2 separate regions of the Homo sapiens genome follow, and region 2 is linked to region 1. The links are chromatin loops, found by intact Hi-C in ENCODE. Cell type or tissue: gastrocnemius medialis. All regions are shown on one strand. Each heading gives the region's core, and the rest is flanking DNA. Links, peaks and the distances in the headings are about the cores only.

Evidence for each region. Peaks named below come from ENCODE experiments on the same cell type or tissue, not always from the same donor. Only the 100,000 strongest peaks of a DNase experiment are listed, where the experiment ranks them.
Region 2: a loop joins it to region 1, with 2.4 times the contacts of the local background. A loop is called at or near these places in 8 of 110 quality-filtered maps.

The regions. Positions count from the first base shown.
Region 1 is chr13:32,208,907-32,214,293 of GRCh38, reverse strand. FRY (FRY microtubule binding protein) reads right to left here. Exons shown (of 61, transcript NM_023037.3): 32 at 5,185-5,387; 33 at 4,563-4,709; 34 at 3,260-3,428; 35 at 1,912-2,002. Among named protein-coding and RNA genes, the nearest start is that of ZAR1L, 100 kb to the left of the region's middle. RefSeq lists an enhancer at 2,955-4,154. In gastrocnemius medialis, for the core only: no CTCF peak of the experiment used is centred there; a DNase peak (open chromatin) is centred at 2,364.
Region 2 is chr13:32,035,435-32,040,821 of GRCh38, reverse strand. All of the region lies in intron 1 of FRY (FRY microtubule binding protein), which reads right to left. Among named protein-coding and RNA genes, the nearest start is that of FRY, 6.4 kb to the right of the region's middle. In gastrocnemius medialis, for the core only: no CTCF peak of the experiment used is centred there; no DNase peak of the experiment used is centred there; H3K4me3 peaks cover 789 bases; H3K27ac peaks cover 368 bases.

The DNA of each region.
Region 1 (5,387 bases), core at 74-5,073:
AAATCTGGTGGTTAAGTGTGTCTGTAAGCACCCATATATCAACATGACAGGGATTACAAGGAAGGAAGGGTGATAAGTAGACTGAGGAGAAAAAAGGATTTTAGGCTGAGGGCACAGCCTACTTTCATAGAAAAAAAAGAATACAGTAGACAAATAGTGTAGGTGCTATATGGGATCAACGGAATAGTGGTGTCCATTGGGAGAGCATATTCATAGACATATGTTTGCACATATATGTGAATATGATCAATCAATGTTATAGGTAGATAAATATCAGTATAAAAGAATCTGACATGTATGAATATGTGTGATATATATGGGTAGATAATTGCATCAGGCTTTCCAATGACCAGCAGAGATATGGTGACAGAGCAGGAGTAAGAGCTAAACAAGAAAATCTCTCTTGAAGATGTTCTGTGATCTTGATATTAGAGAGATTACTGGCTTCTTAAGTTCAAAGGCACCACTAAAACCTCTAGGCAGGACACTCAGAACTCTGGCCCTAAACAGGCCTTTGTAATGAGATGGTAATACATGGAGATCTATCATCTTTCTACCTCAAATAAAATTCAGACAGGAAACTCAGACAAAACAATAAATGATCAAGAATGTTATAGTCTAGTGAGAAAGTAAAAATATCTTTAGAGAAATACTGTGACTTTTATCATGAGGTAGTTTTCCAAAGAAGGTAATATTAATAGCAAATATAGATTTTAAAAAGTAACATGCTAATTAATAATCTTGTACCTTCACTAATATGTGGAATATAAAAACCTTTATTCATTCCTGAGAAAGAAATAAAAGGCTTTATTAGAGAACTTCAAAGGACAAGGTCTATAATTCGTGATCTGCTGGGTTTGGGCTTTTAGTCTGAAGGGAAGCCCGTATGGATGAGCATCTGCCTGAAGGTAACACAGCTGCCCAGTGATGCAGTGAGGAATCTGGCTGGTGCCTGAATTAGGGAAGGAGCCTTCAGAGCCCCAAGGGCAGGCAGCCCTGTGCCAGGTCATCTCCACGCCAGCCCCTACTGTGCCCCAATACACATGATGAAATCCTCAGGATGCTCAGGAAGCACTGTGGGCTTACTGGGGCATTTTGGGCTAAGTGAGTTATTTTCACCACTGGATCCCCTAAATTACCTTTAATATGAATTCATGAGCATCTCATCCTTTTTACTAATTTCTTAAGTAAAAGGGCTCCCTCATTACCTTTCACTATAAAATGCTCAGCTGAAGCACCGTGAGGATCATCCTAATTTTCATTTTTTTTAAATTGAGTTTTGTTTTTCTCTCCTGGTTTGTCTCCCTGCTCTTCACAATCAACTGCAGGAAAGAGTGACTCTGATTTGACTACTGATGAGTAGTTCATAGGCAAGGCAATAAGAAGGCTGAGATATAGGGGAAATATTATTATTAAAGAGCTAATGTGGAGGGAACGGAGACTTTTTTAGCAGGAAAAGATAGTGTTTTGGTTAACCAAGACAGCACAAAGCAAAAGTAAAATAATAATAATCATGTTTCATAGAACTCATCTCAAGATGACTACTCTATCCCTAAGAAATTATTCAACTATCAGATTCGAAAATTTCACATGGCAATTCTAATTCCAGATGGTCTGTGTCCATTAGCAGAACAACTCATGGTTTTTACTAAGCCCTGAGGTATGCGAAATTCCACCACCACCAGAACAACACCCTTCTTAATCTTTCTCTTCTCTGACTTTGCACAGAAATAACTGTTATCTTTAGGGATATACTGAGTAGAGTTGGAAAGTAAGTCTGAGTTTCTAAAAACAAAGAAGGATTTTTATGTACGTGTAAAATTTATGAAACTCCACAAACCTGTATTGATGTCTATGTATAGATTATTGCAGAACATTACACTGGATATTAAGTCAAATTTGTGTACCAACCTTTCATCAGATTCTTTCAATATCTTGTTCTCCTCAGCATCTGGGAAATTTTCCTGGCCAGCAACCACTGTATTGCTGCTAGAGGTGGTTCCTGTAGATGGGAATGGAAGAAAAACACTTATAAAAAGATGCAAGCTGAGGGGTCAAGCTCAAGTCTCAAGTAATTCCAGGGAAAGATTTCCTGTAAATTCTTATGTTTGGAAGATTTTTTACATCTTCTGCACAATCTCAGACATTCTAAACAATCTTCCAAGCCCACACCACTGAAATGAGAGAATCGTAGACATCTGTTATGGTCAAACCAAATTCCTTAACTCTCGTAAAGCAAGCCTACATTCTTGAAACCTCTTCTTCCTGGCCACTTAGGCAATGAGCTTATTTATAGTGGCTGGCCCTGCTGTTGGCTGCTTTAGTATTTCTGGGTCCAGGAGTTACTAAACTAATGCTAGTGAAGTAAGGCCAAGCACCTAGCACTTCTGATTGCTGTGCTACTGCTTCCCTGTAAGAACACTGCTCTGGTGGCAGGGTGTAGGGCGAACAGAGGAGACAGTAGACTCAGGGAGGAGAGGAATTGGAAGGCAGTTACTGCATGAGGTCAGCAGAAGGGAGGCAGACTTCAAGGAATTTGAGGAGGATGGCATATATTTCATGAAAGGTTGCTGAGACACCAATTAACCAAAAGTGATAATACTTTTGGGGGGAATTTTAATCAACGCTGAAGGAATATAGCCAAGGGAGGGTCCAGATACAAGAAGGGGGATCCAGAAATGAGATTCCTGAGTGACTGCAATGTCCTGGCTGGGATCGGCTGAAATACAAAGTTCTGTGATGGAGGATGCTTGAGCCACAGATTCTCAGTCATCTTTACAAGATCATTTCATTAACCCTATGATCCCTAAGAAACTCAGTTATTCTCTTTTTTTTGAGATACAGTCTTGCTCTGTCGCCCAAGCTGGAGTATAGTGGTGCAATCTTGGCTCACTGCCACCTCTGCCTCGTGGGTTCAAGTGATTCTCCTCCTGCAGCCTCCTGAGGAGCTGGGAGTACTGGCGCGTGCCACCACATCCGGCTAAGTTTTTGTATTTTTAGTAGAGACGGGGTTTTGTCACGTTGGCCAGGCTGGTCTTGAACTCCTGACTTCAGCCTCAGCCTCCCAAAGTGCTGGGATTACAGGCGTGAGTCACCACGCCCAGCCCATGTCTCAGTTATTCTTAAGCCATCTCTTAACTGAATGCACACACAGGAATAAGAAAAAAGTAACAAACACATTCTCATATCCTTTCAGGAATCTACATGAAGGAAACCCCAGGGATCTGTGACCAGGTGTCTGCCCGGTTGCTCTTCTTACCTGAGGCTGCTGCGGAAGCCTTGCTACTGGCCGTGAAGCGGTAGAAGGGCGGGTTGTCACAATGCTGGACGATGGGGTTCACGGGCTCTGTCTGCTGCAGCTCAAAGAGAAGCTCTTCCATGGTTTGAATGGTGTTGTTACGGCACAAGTATATTGCCACTTTTTTAATCTGAGAAGGAAAAAAGAAAACAAGGGATGTTTCACAGAGCCTAGTCCACAGGAACACTAGGCCAGTAAACCTCTCATTTAGATAAGTTGTCATCATGCAGGAGCTGTCACCGTGATAGCTAATCTTTGTGCTATCCTAGGATGGACCAAGGACTTGGATTAAAATTCACCTCTCTTCATCGGCACGTCTGATAACAGTGTGTTCTTAAAGCCCTTACCTTTTCTAATGGCTAAGTTTTTAAAAGTTACTTTTGAGGTACGTGAATTCTATCTAAACTGAAAACTTGCCATCAAAGTTCTCATCTTCAGAAATAATTTTATTTATACAAACCCTGGGGAAAAACTGCTAGTTATTTTTGTTTAAAAAGGAATCCAGTCCCCTGCTATTCTCTTCTCCCCAAGAAACAAATGAGTTTTAGCTGTTTTTATGGTTTTAAATTTTAAAAATAACTCTGGATTAAAGCTCCACATTATTGCAGGCCTCATAGTCCAACCTGAGCCCTGCAAGCTGCAGTGAGGCTTATGTGGACTCAAGGCAGCAGGAAGACATAAACCTGTCACAAAAACAACCAGCACAGAAATGCCAATTGAGTTTGGGTTTTAAAAATGCTGTCATTCTGTTGATCCTATCACTTTTAAATACCAACTGTAAATATCAGACATTTCAGAAGGATTTCTCCATGCTTACTTCTCTCTTCTACCACTTGAATTTGAAGAGAAAAACCTGCATACTCTGCTTTCTTATTCTGTTTCAAGAGCATCAAGATGTAAACATGAAACATTCTTATTAGTAATAATACAACACTTTACTTAGTGTCTCTTACATAGTAGGTCCAATGTTTATAGAAGGCAGCTTTCAGTAACTGCTAGAAAAATATCCACCTGCTATATCAATAGGTTTCTGCGTCCCAAGGCTCAGAGTAAGGAGATGACAGAGGCATCACTAGCACACATAGCCTGTGTCTAGGGGGCAGAAGGGAACTTTTATGTAATATCTGGATGAGCTCACAGGAGATTCATGTGACTAACTGGACATTTCTATTTTAGCTGGAGCAAAGAGCACATTCTGACTTGCAAATTGCACATGGGAGTCCCTGCAGGAATAATCACTCTTGAAGGGCTGAGAGACACTTACATAGGGTAGGAGAACTGTGTCGCTGCTGACCCCACAGAGGCTAATCAGGAACTGCAAGGTGATCCTCAGGTTGTTGCTCCATTTCTCATTGTTGGCTAAAGCATTCCAAGCATTTTCCATTTCTGGCCCAGGAACTTCATCTCCATACTATAACAAAATAAAAACCGGCCCAAGAGATGTGTGAAAACTGTAAGGACGCAAAAGGTTTGACTGAAAGTAGTTTTGAGGGTCATGACCGTCTCAAAATCATAAGAAGGGGTAAACATGACCATTTATCAGAAAGATGCCATCTTTCAGTAAACAGTAGTTAATAATGCACAAATCAATCATGCATAATACCTATTCATGTGAGTTTTTTAAATATTAGGCTTATTTTTATTTTTATTATCATTCTTAAAATTGCTGTAAAATACGCATAACATAAAGTTTACCATCACCACTATTTGTAAGTGTACAGCCTGTGGCATTAAGTCCATTCATATTTCTGTGCAACCATCACCACTATTTATCCCCAGTCATGTGATTTTTAAAGGAATCCCATTTTCCCCGGGGTTTGACTAACCCAGGGTTTTTTTCTGATGATGGAGCCATGCTATTTGAAGCACAATTCCTCTGAGTTTACCTTGGCCGTCATGTACATGAGGTTGTTCAGGACCAGTGACGTGGCTTCTGGAGAGCCCCAGCCATTTCCTCTCAGCCCGTGAGAAGCAGTCACGTCACCTTCCCGGTCCTTGACTTCGTCCTCTGGGCTGCTGGGGCTCGACCCCGGGAGGAGGAGCCTGCTGTCCACCAGCTCGATGTTGTGCAGCCAGGGCAGCAGGTAGG
Region 2 (5,387 bases), core at 200-5,199, 170 kb after region 1:
TATTTAAAAACCTTCAGAATGCCAGCAATTTCCATAAACACCATATCTCACTTTATAGAAAAAAAAACATGCCTGTGTCCAGACCAAGAATACTGGCACTTCATATTGGAGACAATCCTGTTCAGATTTACTGAGTTAGATATACAGTGATTTAACTGCAAAAAGTAACAACAGAAAGAACCTGATAGGCTGTGTAGTGTGACAACTTCTTCTTATTCAGAATACTGAAAAGCAAGCCAGTCCAAGAAGCTGACCAACCTTAGAAAGTTAGGCTTGAGATCCAGCCACCAGTTATCAGTCAAGTTCAATAATGTACAACTCAGTCTCCTTCAGTCTGGCTTTAATGGTGCAGGAGAAATAACTGATGAATATCATGATGTTTACCGAAACCTCATTTTTCAGTGGAAGTATTCAAAACCCTTCACATTAATCAGTGACAGACAAGTGTCAGGTTTGTTCCTTTCGTATAAGAAAATGAGAGAATGAGAAAGCCAAGGTCACACACAGAAAAATAACAGAAAAACAGAGAAGAAAAACCCAATCTTGTATTTATACAGTTCAAACATTTTATTGATTTGACTTACAAAATAAACCATCTTATTGATTGGCCAAATCTCTCCTGCATAAACATAACATTCCAATGGAATTTTACCAAAGTATTGCCCTAGTTAATCTAATACCCTATTCTTTTCATGGCTGCCAAAATACATATTTACCTATTTAAGGCTAAACTCAAAGAAGTTGGCCTCGTGTTTCTTAAGCATAGGAAAAATTTTTAATGTAAATTTAATTGTATATTTCCATAATGTTGTGCTTATGGCATTAGCTGAGAAATCCTGGAATTGCAAAGCTGTCTTCCACTGCTAAATTACTTTGCACTTTGCAATTGATTAAGAACAGCAGAAGCAGTCAGAGTTGTATATCAAATTAGAGTTGATAAAAGCACTTAATGCAGATTTGAATGCCTTCTCAAAAAAGATTTCAACTCTCTTAAATTGACATGACAACAAATTCTTACAGCAGCATAAAAAGTATTAGCTGAAATGTTATGGCTTTGGCTTAAATTTCCATCTGCAGCTCATCAAATGACTAAACAGTAGAAAGGAATTAAACCAAATCAGACTCATTACAGAGTCTGATATGCTGGCAGAATATAAACTTTCACTGCTTAGCATCTGGAGTTTTGGGTGACTAACATTTAAATGCCTGTGCTTGTATATTCTGTGAAAAATAGAAAAGTGTAAGAATATAGGTGAGATATCTGATCATTAAATTTAACTTACGGAAATATATAATTTATTTTCTCTCTCACACACGTATGGGGGGGGAGGTGGGAGAGAGACAGAGAGAGAAAGAAAGAGAGAGAGAGACAGACAGACATAGCCCTTCTCTGTAATCACCCAAGTATTTTGAAGAGTGAGAGAACCACTCAGGATGAAAGACAACTGGCTTTAAATTTGTCCCATTGCAAAATTCTGATAAACATGGCAACTCCTCTTCACATTTTTCTAATGTAAGGAATGCCTGTCTGAAATGCTTGCTGCCCCATATTCTGAAATCTGGTCAAGTGTTCCAGGGTAAATAGCTTACATTTCCTCTTCTCCTTCAGCCATCTGCTAGAAGAAATATTTGAAATTGTTCTTACAGACCATTGCCTGTACTTCTGATGGTTCTCTGATGTAGTGAAAGTACAAATCCATAAAGTTAAAGTCAACAGAATCTATCAAACACATTCTCCCACAATAAAATTTTCTAGGGCCTACTCTGTCTCTGAAACATCATTGGATACCTCTCCCTAGGATCCCTGAAGTCCTGGAAACTTCTGCATTAATGTAACTGAATTCTGAATCGAACAAGGAAGGAAAGGAAGCTCTGAGAGCCTGGATGAAGGATCCAGGTGGGATGCATTTATGAAGCTCCCAAAACAAAGTGTGTGTTGTGCTTAGTTGATGCTCAGTAAACAGGTATTAAATAGTGCTTGCCTTGCTTCTCTGACACTGTTGCATGTTGGAGCAATAACCAAGAAAAATTAATGCTTAGGTAGTAAGATTTGCAGTATAATCCAGCACTGAAAGGTAAGTAAAGATGGTCTTATGGAAAAGCCCATTCCCATTGTTTCTCCAAGCCTAGAAGATGCAACCTTTTCAGCTCAAAGAAAGAGAAAGCATTCTCTTATTCACATAGCTGGCAGTTCAGTGATGGAGCAATGTTAAAAGGAATATGATGAATGGCATCTATCAAATGAAAGACATTAGTATGAAAGAAAATGAGGTTAAGTTGTGTCTTATCTTGTTCCACAAATGCCATTCGCGTTTCCAGGAACTGGTTACTTGCTAAATCTTCTGCACTGGGGTAGTGTGCAAATGGTGGATGGTTTCCAGAAGGCACCGCACTAAGAAAAATTATAAATGTTTAAATGTTTAAAAAAGAGGACTAAGAGAAATTCTAGGGTACAAATAAATTCGGAAAATCGTAATACATATGTTTTTGGACAGACTTACCTCTGTATTTCTTAAGTGATAAATACCAAGCTATATTGCATTTTTTAAAAGTTCTACATGAAGGTAAATACCATGGACGAAGATTATTATTTGTTCATTTAAATCTGATCTGAAACTTCTCAAAATATACCTACATGATGCCATGTGGGTATCTCATGCCACACAAACTGAACTTAGGAAGAATTAAGTCTTATTCTAAACCAGGAGCATTTAAGAAGAAACTAGCTAATTAATACTCAGTGCATCTCACTCGTCAAATGAGGTAATGTGTTTGAAGGTGCTGAGCAAACTACAAAGCACTAAATAAATGTAAGGTTTAGTACCAGTAACAGAACCTGCATAAAAAGCTTATATCTTTGTCTATTAGTCTACAGAACAGCCCCTAACATAGTAAAATGTCATTTCTCATTAGCCCAAACTCACATCTGACACCAGTTCAGTGTTAATATCACATAAGACTCAGAAATATGGAAGTTACTAATAAGACGATTAGGATATATGTAACCTATTTGACTCCTTAAACTGTACCCAAAAGTAAACTACTGAGTCATGGGTATTAAAATGTTTTGAAACAGCTGTCTGTTTAGGGTAGGATAGGAGAATCTTTGCATGTTATATCAGTTGAAACCTCTAAATATTGGCAACTTTCTCAAATGTCTCAGCTGTTCTCAGATTGTAAAATTATCCGGGTCATCTCTTCTTGCCTACTGCTGTTTGCTTTTCTCTTTCAATTCTTGTTGGGACTTCATCAAGCAGCATTCAAGAGCAGGCAAGTAAGTCAAAATTTATCTTGGTGCTGCCAGTCCTGTACATGATTTTATGATGGAGCAGGCCAGAGCTATCAAGTAAATGAGATACCTGAATTATAGATAGATTTCCATTATCCCTGGAAATATTCTCCCTGATCTCACTGCTAAAGACAATTAGTGAATTTGCTACTGTTTCCTAAACAGAAAAACAATATATCAGAGAACGCTCAGCAAGGCAAGCAAACTACCATTCTAAAGTAAACATCATTCATGCTTTTTTATTTACTTTTGAAACTAGGGAAAATACACATAAAATACTCCTAACAGAAGAAATGTGCCTTATTACTATAATCCTATTTTGTGAATGTCTATATACATTTAATCAAATGATCATAGGGCACAGAACTGTCTATGTATTGTTTGCAATAGACGGAAAAGACTTGTGAACACTTAAGGTCTTTCAAATAGGCCTATGCTGAGGGGATGGTGCTCTCCAGCACGTGTGTGTGTGTTTGTGTGTGTGTGTGTGTGTGTGTGTGTGTGTAAAACAGAGAGAGAGAGAAACAGAGAGACAAAGAGCAGGGAGGGAAGGAGAGAGGGTGAAGAAGGCTAAGAACTGGCAGGGACATCAGCCAACAAAACTAAAAATGAAAGTACCTATAAAGCACTAAGTTCCTCACAGTGTTCTTTATCCTTTGGTCCTTTGAGTGATTAAAACAAACAATGCAATTATCACCTGGACTGGGGGAGGGGTTTATGGAGCTTACTACCATCCTGGCTTTGAGCAAATCTCTATCTCAAGTCCTGATTTTTTTTTTTTTTCATCGAAAATGTGCATGACACTTAAACTCACAGGGTTATTGGAAAGAGTGAAGATAATAAACAGAGTGGTCATATGGCGTCCTTTGCTGAGGGCAGTCCCGGTTTGCACCCAGTGTCTCAGCATAATTATTAACTTTCACTCTCCAAAGTGTCACAGTTGGGAAAAACAATTTTGTGGTTGCCCTCTATATAAATCATGGAGCATAGTATTTTATACAGAGTGGCAGTTATTGTTATTCAAGAACTGTTCATGCATTTGAATGGGAAAAAAAAAACCCTCTGATTTGTCTTAATCATAAGCCCAGGGATAGATCCTTTCTATTTTGAGAACATGGATGTTGATTTGGGGTTTTATTTTTCCTTAGAGCTGTAAACTACGTTAGCAGAAGTGACCCCGTGGCCTTAGAGAGGGTGTGGATGGGACACTGGAGTAAGTCTCCTTCTAATTGCCTGGAGCAGTGCTGGGTACTTCCTCTATTTAAAGAACCCAATTAAATATGCTTGCACTTGATCTGTACCCCTTTGCTGGATTTAGGCAACTCAGTTAACCTTCTTAGTTTTCCACTTCTTTCAACCAAGTCTATACAGAGGTTAAAACTGAAATTAATTTTGAGATTTTCTTAAGCTTTTCTCATAGTGTCCTTCAGGTACACTTGCAACATAAACAGGCATCAATAAACACTGCTCTGCAGAGAATCTGAGATGTTTTCTAACCTCACTTGCACATGACTTTTCTCTTTGGCCCCAGAGCTGACCTCATACTAACCAGTATTTCTAGGTTGAACAGATCCTGGGCTTATCACTACAACTTAACTCACTACAACATACCTGAAAAATGCTGAATCTGATGCTCCTAAGTGATGCAAGATTTTTCTACAGCAACATTAGACATTTCACAATGCACACCAACACCTTCCTACTGCAAAGAGATTGTTCAGTTCCCCAGAGCAGTTCATTTGTCAATGAAATTCTAAATATGCGAAAGAGTTAATGGGCATTCAAAAGTTTCCCTCGATGGTGTAGCAAGATTTGCCATATGTTATAGGAAGGATTCACACTGCCCTGGAAAGAGCAAGGTGTTGAACAGATTCTGAATGTACCTTCATTCATTGGGCCCTGTGTGTTCATCAGGCATCCTGGGGTGGACAGAGACACAAGGACGCCCTTTAGAGCTTTCAGATTAGTGTGGGGGCTCACACACCAGCTCTGTGAAATGGTATACAGCAAGCCCTTCTCTCCTGGAAAATAGCTTGAACTATCCACTTTAAACTTGTTCTCTAGCAAACCTAAGAGGCCAAAGTGACTTTCTGCCACT